Linked DNA regions of Homo sapiens: region 1 is linked to region 2. A link is a contact called in ENCODE Hi-C or POLR2A ChIA-PET data. All regions are on one chromosome and are shown on one strand. The core of a region is the stretch at or near the end of the contact, and the rest is flanking DNA. Distances in the headings are between cores, read along the strand shown. Region 1 overlaps LOC124904487 (a long non-coding RNA gene). Region 2 overlaps PPFIA4 (PPFI scaffold protein A4).

Region 1 (3,972 bases), core at 772-3,271, 390 kb after region 2:
GGTCAGGAGATCGAGACCAGGCTGACCAACATGGAGAAACCCCTTCTCTACTAAAAATACAAAATTAGCCAGGCATGGTGGCGCATGCCTGTAATCCCAGCCACTCGGGAGGCTGAGGCAGGAGAATCGCTTGAATCCGGGAGGCGGAGGTTGTGGTGAGCCGAGATCATGCCATTGAACTCCAGCCTGGGCAACAAGAGCGAAACTCCGTCTCAAGAAAAAAAAAAGAAAAAAGAGAGAGAGAACTGCCCTGGGAGAGGAATTAGGGGCAAACTGAGCACAGAGGGAGGAAGGAGCCTATCCAGCCAGGATGATTAGAAATGGAGGGAGAGGTCGGGTGAGGTGGCTCATGCCTGTAATCCCAGCACTTTGGGAGGCAGAAGTGGGAGGATTGCTTGAGCCCAGAAGTTCAAGACCAGCTTGGGCCACAAAACAAGCCCCCATCTCTCTTTAAATAAGTAAATAAATAAATAAATTTATATATTTAGATAAGCCATTGTATCGGTTAGGACTGCATTTGGCTGCATGTAACAGAAACCTGACTACGAGGTTTAAACAAATAGAGGTTTATTTGTCTCTTGTTATAAGAAGTGTGGAGATAGGACGGTGCAAACCTCAAGATGTCATGAAGGACCTAGGCTCCTTCTGTCTTCCAGGCCAGCATCCTTAACATGTGGTCTTTATCCTCTTGGTTATAAATTGGCTACTCTACCCCCAGGCTTAGACTTTCCAGGGAGCAAGAAGGGGAAAAACAAAACACACATGCCAGACACAGGCCAGCTGTCTCTTCCTTTTTTATTTTAAGGAAATTAAAAGATAAAAATAAATATTAAAAAATAGCTGGGCATGGTGCCGTGTGCCTGTAGTCCCAGCTACTTGGAAGGCTGAGGTGGGAGGATTGTTTGAGCCCAGAAGTTTGAGGCTGCAGTGAGCCGAGATCATGCCACTGCACTCCAGCCTGGGTGACAGAGCGAGACCCTGTCTCCAAAATAAGTAAATACATAAATCCCATTGGCTAGAACTGTGTTACATTATCACTTCTAGCAACGAGGGAGCCTGGAAGCAATATTTTTAGGATGGCATATTGATCTCCCTTCCTTAAACAAAATCAATGGACTGTAAATGAAGAAGGGGAGAAGAGATGAAGGTTATGCAACAAGCAATGTCTGCCATGGCCCTAAAGAATGAGTAGAATATGCTGGACGATGTGGGGAAGGACTTCCAGGCAGGGGAAACAGCAAGAGCAAAATCTCAGTGTGGGATGGGAGGGTGCCAGGTGTGTTTGGGGAATTGGAAACAGCCCAATTGGAGCAGACGATGTCATCTAGTTCAGTTGGAGCTTAGTGGGAAGGATGGACAGGGCAGTTTGCATGGCCTGGGTTTGTGGACTTGCCCTCCTGCCCAAACTCATACTCTGTGGTGCAGTGGATCAGGTGATGGGGGACCAGTAACAGCAGACAGTGAGCAACATCTGAAAAAGTCAGGTTCAGCTGCAACAGTAGACAGTGATTGGAATTCAGAGAAAAGCAAACTATGACACATCTCCTGACAGCCTGGCAATGACAGGCACAGGGCAGAAGCCTGCTGGCCTGGACTGATGGGCACACTCAAGCCAAAACAGACCCCCGCAAGATAACCTATTGTCCTGAGTAAACAGCTGAATGAGATCCATGCAGCAGCCTCTTGTCTAAGGTCTGTTTATTATTGTTATTCTCCCTCCCCACGTCTGTCTTCTCTGTCTCAGCTCTTCCAGGCTGCAGTAACCAGCTGCAGGATCATGCAGAGCAGACAGGCTGTGCAAAGGGGTTGGTGTGGAGGGTGCAGATTCCAGCTCTAGGGTGTGTGACAGCTCTTTATTTGACTCTTCCTGGAAGTTCCTGAGATGACCTCTATACAAAGAGAGGGGAGGGGGCTGCAGCTACCCTATGCTGTACCTACATCATAGATTCCCAGCTTCCTTGACTGGGAGGCACTTCAGAGGTCTTGGACTCCATCTGTCTACCATCAGCAAACCTATCTAAACTGCTGGCTCTGAAGCTTAATGTACATATGAGTCACCTCACCTTGTGAGCTTATTAAGAATACATTTCCTTTTCTAGCTCTTGGGAACTTGGTAAGGAAAGAAAAAAGAATACATTTCCAAGGCTCATCCCCAAGGACTCTGATTCCCTAGCTCTGTGGAGTCTAGGAATCTGCATTTTACCAAGGCACACAGGAGAGTCTGATGCGATTGGTTGGTTCTCAGCCACGCTGTTTTAAAAAACTTTTCACAAATATATATCCCTAGGTTTCAGTTCCAGTTCTGCCACTAACTATGATCTTAGACAATTCATTTTACCTCTCTGAATCTGTTTCTTCACCTAAAAATGAAAAACCTTTTCAGTTTAAATCATTTTTTGTTAACATTCTCAGGCAGTTACACTTCAGCATCATTTTAGGTGGGTAATTCTCAAATAGGTTTTCATGTGGGGTGTTTGTTCTCTGAGAAGAGCCTCCTGGAGATTCTGAGTGCCCTGCCATGGGGCTTGCCCACTTCCCTTTCCTAGATTTCAGAACACTTCAAATCGCCACATTCATGCCATTCCATAGCAGTTTAGATTTGTCATTTGTGCCTCAATAGCAGTCCACGAGGGTCTGAGCCCAGAACCTGGACTCATGTTTGGTTGCTGATTCTAATTTCTGTTCCCCCAGATGGAATCCCTCACCTTCCCTTGGGAACCACTTTCTGTGTGGACTTTCCTCAGTGCGGCTCATTTCTTCCTGCTGGCCTCTGAGGCGGTGGGATCAACAGGTCAATGTCTTGCTCCACATCTGTCACGGGGCTTCTGGCCTCCCCTCAGCCTCCCCTTTCTTCTTCTGTCCCCTTCTGACCTCTGTGTCCTTCGCATTACTTTTTGGGGACCTTCTTCAGTTTCTCACATGTTATTAAAGGCCAGGACCAAGGAGTTAGGGGCTAGGAGGGGTAGAGCATTATTTAAGAGGCAGGGAGTAAGGTTCTAATACCACTTTGATCAGCCCCCATCCAATCAGTTCTTGGTTTCTGGAAAAGTGCAATCCCTTCGATTCATGGGGTGCTAGGGCTACAATGTGCCAGGTCTGTCCTGCAGACCCCGGCTGACAGATGAAATGAGTACTCAGACATAGGTATGCAATGTAAGAGCAGCCAGAGGACTGCCTGGTGCAAGTGGCCAGAGCGCAGCCCTGGGAAGCTGGAGCTGCTTGCTTTTATTCAGGGCAGGTGCAATGCTGAAAACCTGGAGCCAACACAACCTGAAGGTAATTAACATTTATTGTTCCCCTTTCAGGGAACTTCACATGCAGGGATGATCAAAGGTCAGTTCCTGGTCAACATAACAAGATTGTTTAAGATCAATTCCCCCCACACTCCCTTGTATCTACTCCTTGCCCTCTGTCTCAGGGTTATAGAACAGCTGCTTCCAGCTATTCTCCCCAGGGGCTCTGCAGACCCTTCCAACCTTTCAGAAGGTTTGTGTCCTTTCCCTATAGTTTTTCCCACCACTCTGAGTGATCCCCTACATCTCTCCCTTTTCTGTTTTTTGCATCAGGTTTAGTTGATTGAAGCGTACAGATGTGTGCAGCGACAGGTTTGACAGGTGCAGCGGTTACAGCTTGTGTTCCAGCTTTGCATCCTTACAAGAGTTGCAATGTACAACAGACAGCATAGCAAGGAACAGATTATCTGGAGTGAATGGTGTCTGTGATTCACTTAGCCTCCTGAGTTGTCTTATTTAGCATCCCCCAGTTGTCTATTTCACATTCCCCATCCGGGACCTGTGTTGTCCGAGGAAGCTGCATTGTCCGGGGCTGCGGGTCCTACAGGCTCACATTCTTCATTTCCAGTACTGCATTGGGTCCCAGCCATGCCATGGTATGGTTTGATGCATTGCACTGGAATCCCAAGAGGACCTGAGGGGATGTGAACACAAGCATATCCTCTTCCCCATGTTAGCA
Region 2 (3,547 bases), core at 854-3,353:
TATCATTTTTGGGCCACCTCCAGTGTGCCTATTGCTGTGCTGAGGGCTTCACACCCCTTCTGTCCTGCAACTGGGACCTCTGAAGACAGTCCTCTCTGAAAAACGACTAAGGTGGTAGCTTTCTAACGTAGACAGGGAGGTTGGAATCTGATTGTAGGCAGAGAAATCCCTCGCTGCATGCGGCCTTTTTCTCATTACTTTCCTGTTACTTCATCGCCGGCTTCCTTTGCTCTGACCATTGGGCTCCTGTGCCAGGCTCAACGTATCAGCAGAGCCAGGCTATGCACATGCTGACTGACCTCACTGGTGACTTCTGCAGTGTCAGCAATGGGTAATGACGCCAAGAGAGCAGATTCTCAGCCATGATAGGGGCCACACTGTAGCCCCACCCTAGGAGAGTGGCACCCTGCACCTCTATATCACCCCTGGGTTCCTTTCCATCATTCAGTCCCTGCTCTGATGCAAAGGTAGGAGGCTGTGAACTCCGAATCCAAGCCTGCTGTCTGCTAGGCCTGCGTGCTGTCCTCCTTGGCAGGTTTTGGAAATGGGGAATGACTTGAGCCAGAGCCTCCTCCCTGAATTATGGGCAATGTAGCAGGTCAGGGCTCTCTGCCTGCCCCAGTACCCAGTCTGTGCCTCTCCAAACCCTTAGCCATGTTGTGCCAGTATCCAGGGCAGGAACTACTCTGCCCCTGTTTCCTAGGACCCCAAGAGTCCAGCCTTTAGGACTCACAGCCACTCCCACTAAGAGTCCTTTCTACCCATCTGCATTTGCCTTGGTTGGCTTAAGTGATGGGGAAAAGGTTGGGGGTGGCACAGAGACCCTATTTCCTCCCCTCCAACCCCCAGGTCTCAGGAGGACTCTGGGCATCCTGCCGGCTGCTCCCCTGCCGCTGACTGAATCATTTCTATATTTGGCCAGTGAGCCACGTGGGTAGGGGAACCACTGCCACTGCGGCTGCACTTCTGACAGCTGTGGGGAGCAGGGGGAGGCAGAGGCTGGGCAGTAGGCATGTGCATTCCTTGGGAGAACTAAGGAGGTGCCATCAGAGTGAGTAAGCCTGGAGAAGGGGCATGCGCCAGCACCTCCCTCTCCTCCCCCATGTTCTAGTTCAGGTCCTGTCTCCTCTGCTCCACCCCCTCCCCTGATGCCCTTCTCCACCCAGTTGGTACTCACAGCAGTCTCTTTTCCCACAGACACACTGCCCTCCAGAAACGATGGGTGTCGCTAGATCCAGCTGGGACTCTGCCAGCCTCCGGCACTCAGTCTAAGAGAAGGGCCATCTTCCAGCCCTGCTGTCCCTGCCTGTCATGGCCACATTCGGCTGCTGTCTGCATGTCTGGGGACACAGGGCACCCAGCCCCAGCCCTGAGAAGTTAAGCCAGGCCTTCTGGCTCAGTTCCACAGGGGCACTCCAGACCCCAGGCCCCTTTCAGAGCAAAAGCAACTGATGCTATGGGAGAAGCCCCTGCCCACCTGTCCACTCGCCTGGCACTGCCCACTCTGAGACCCATGCACTGGGTTCCCCTGGAGGTGCCAACCCTGTGAGTCCCTCCCTGTCCCCTGACGCTGAGAAGGCCCTGCCAACCCCCACCATGTGTGAGGTGATGCCCACAATCAATGAGGGGGACCGCCTGGGTCCCCCTCATGGCGCCGATGCTGACGCCAACTTCGAGCAGCTGATGGTGAACATGCTGGACGAGCGGGAGAAGTTGCTGGAGTCTCTTCGGGAGAGTCAGGAGACCTTGGCGGCCACACAGAGCCGGCTCCAGGATGCCATACACGAGCGGGACCAGCTCCAGCGCCACCTTAACTCCGCCCTCCCCCAGGTAAGGCCCGAAGGCCTGCGTCTCTCTTAACCCCTTTCCCTCCTCTAGCCCTGCTAGATCCACTGGGCCCTCAGCTCATCTGCATCTATTTGCATATCAATAATTGGAATTCACTGAGCATTTACTCTCCTTCATCTCTCTACGTGAATTCTTTCCCTGTCACTCCCATGCTCCTCAGTCTGGAAGGTGAAATGGATGGAATTTGATGTGGGTAGAAAAACGCAGCCATAGGTGTCAGCTACAGTGAGCTCAGGCGGCCAGTAGGTGGCACCCTAGACTGGAAAGAAACCTCCTCCCTGCGTACTCCTCTCCAGTGCCCTATTCTTGGAGGTGGGTGGGGAATCACAGACAGTAGAGATGGGTGAGTTCTTAGAGATCATCTCGTCCAGCTCCGTTATTGCATAGATCAAAAAAGCAAGAGACATCACATGGAAGATGATAGGCAGGGCTGAATCTAGCAGCCAGATGTCTCGACATCCTGTCTCACACTCAACAGCACAACCACCAGCTGTCCTGTAGTCCCGTGTACTGTGTCCTTTCTGTGGACCAAGCACTTTATAAGGATTCTCTCACTAAACTCTTACAACCCTGAAGTTGGTGCTGTTACCACCATCATCCCATTGTACAAATCACGGAACTAAAGCTGGGGAGATGAGTAAGTTGCTCGTGGCCATGCAGGTAGTGTGTGGTGGAGGCAGGAACTGAGCCTGGGGCTAAGTTTCTCACCACTGCACCTATTTCTCCCTCACTGCATTGGCCTGGGAGCTCCCTGCTGATGCCTGCTTATCACCCACTTGGTAGATATTCCAGGCATGGCGCATGCTCTGGGAATGCAGGAGGGAGCAGGAGCCTGGATGATTTGGTTCTTGGGCTGTTTAGCTGCTGCTTGTCAAAGAAGCTGTGAACTCTGCCTGATAACCAGACCCAGAGAGGGCTGGGGGTTGTGTGTCTGTGAGACAGTGCTCACAGTGACTGTGGGAACATCCTGCCCTCTCTGCCCCTCGTATGAGCAGAGAGATGGGTATTGAAAGCCAGCTGTGGACACATGGCATAGCCTACCCTGACCCAGTGGGGGCGCTGCTGGGGTTGGGAAGGCAGCCCTGAGGAGCCGAAGAGCTCAAGCCTCAGCGCCAGGCCCTTCCCAGTGTGTGGGGAAGAGAACAAGGGCTGGGCCTGAGTGGGTGAGTTTCCTACACAAAAGTGATGCTTGGTGGACAAGAATACAGAGCCCTGGTGAAGCAGTTGGGTGGGCAGGTGGGGACCTCCTCTTTCACTGTGCACGAGGCTCTGAAGTTGCCCTAGAGTGAATGAACTAGTTCCTGCCACCAAGGAGCTCATAGACTAGGAAGGAGATACACCACCCATGTGACCGGAGAGAATGCAGAGGAAGATAAGAGAGGCCCAAAAGGGTTATTAAGCACAGTATCAGTGATAAAAATAGCTGCTTTTGATGGGCTTGGGCTAAGTGCTTTCTATACATTGGCTCATTTGACTCTCATACCAGCACCTGGAGGGAGGACTGTTACGTCTGTCTTACAGATCAGAGAATGAGGCTCAGAGAGATTAGGTAACTTATTCAAGATCATACAGCTAACAGGGGCAGAGCTGAGATTTGATCCCAGGCCTACTTGACTTCCCACACTGAAGCTTCATGAGGTCAGGGGTTGTGTCTTTCTTGTCACTATATCCCCAGTGATCTGCACAGGACCTGGTACAT

The links. Hi-C counts contacts between places; a loop is a spot of excess contacts on that map. ChIA-PET counts read pairs that join two places held with the same protein, here RNA polymerase II (POLR2A).
Region 1: a map of sciatic nerve shows a loop between it and region 2 (3-fold over the local background). The contact joins two enhancer-like sites. A Hi-C loop is called at or near these places in 1 of 168 maps with a recorded cell type or tissue (sciatic nerve). POLR2A ChIA-PET finds 5 or more read pairs at or near these places in 1 of 52 experiments (H1).

What each region holds. Positions count from the first base shown.
Region 1 is chr1:203,423,775-203,427,746 of GRCh38, forward strand. It overlaps LOC124904487 (a long non-coding RNA gene), which reads right to left. Exons shown (of 2, transcript XR_007066805.1): 2 at 3,272-3,954. Among named protein-coding and RNA genes, the nearest start is that of BMNCR, 18 kb to the left of the region's middle. Within about 2 kb of position 2,022, at least 4 of the 41 ENCODE cell types and tissues checked have a DNase peak (open chromatin) inside an H3K27ac peak, as active enhancers do.
Region 2 is chr1:203,037,413-203,040,959 of GRCh38, forward strand. PPFIA4 (PPFI scaffold protein A4) reads left to right here. Exons shown (of 30, transcript NM_001304331.2): 2 at 1,198-1,830. The coding sequence starts at 1,597. Among named protein-coding and RNA genes, the nearest start is that of PPFIA4, 13 kb to the left of the region's middle. RefSeq lists an enhancer at 1,842-2,001. Within about 2 kb of position 2,104, at least 9 of the 41 ENCODE cell types and tissues checked have a DNase peak (open chromatin) inside an H3K27ac peak, as active enhancers do.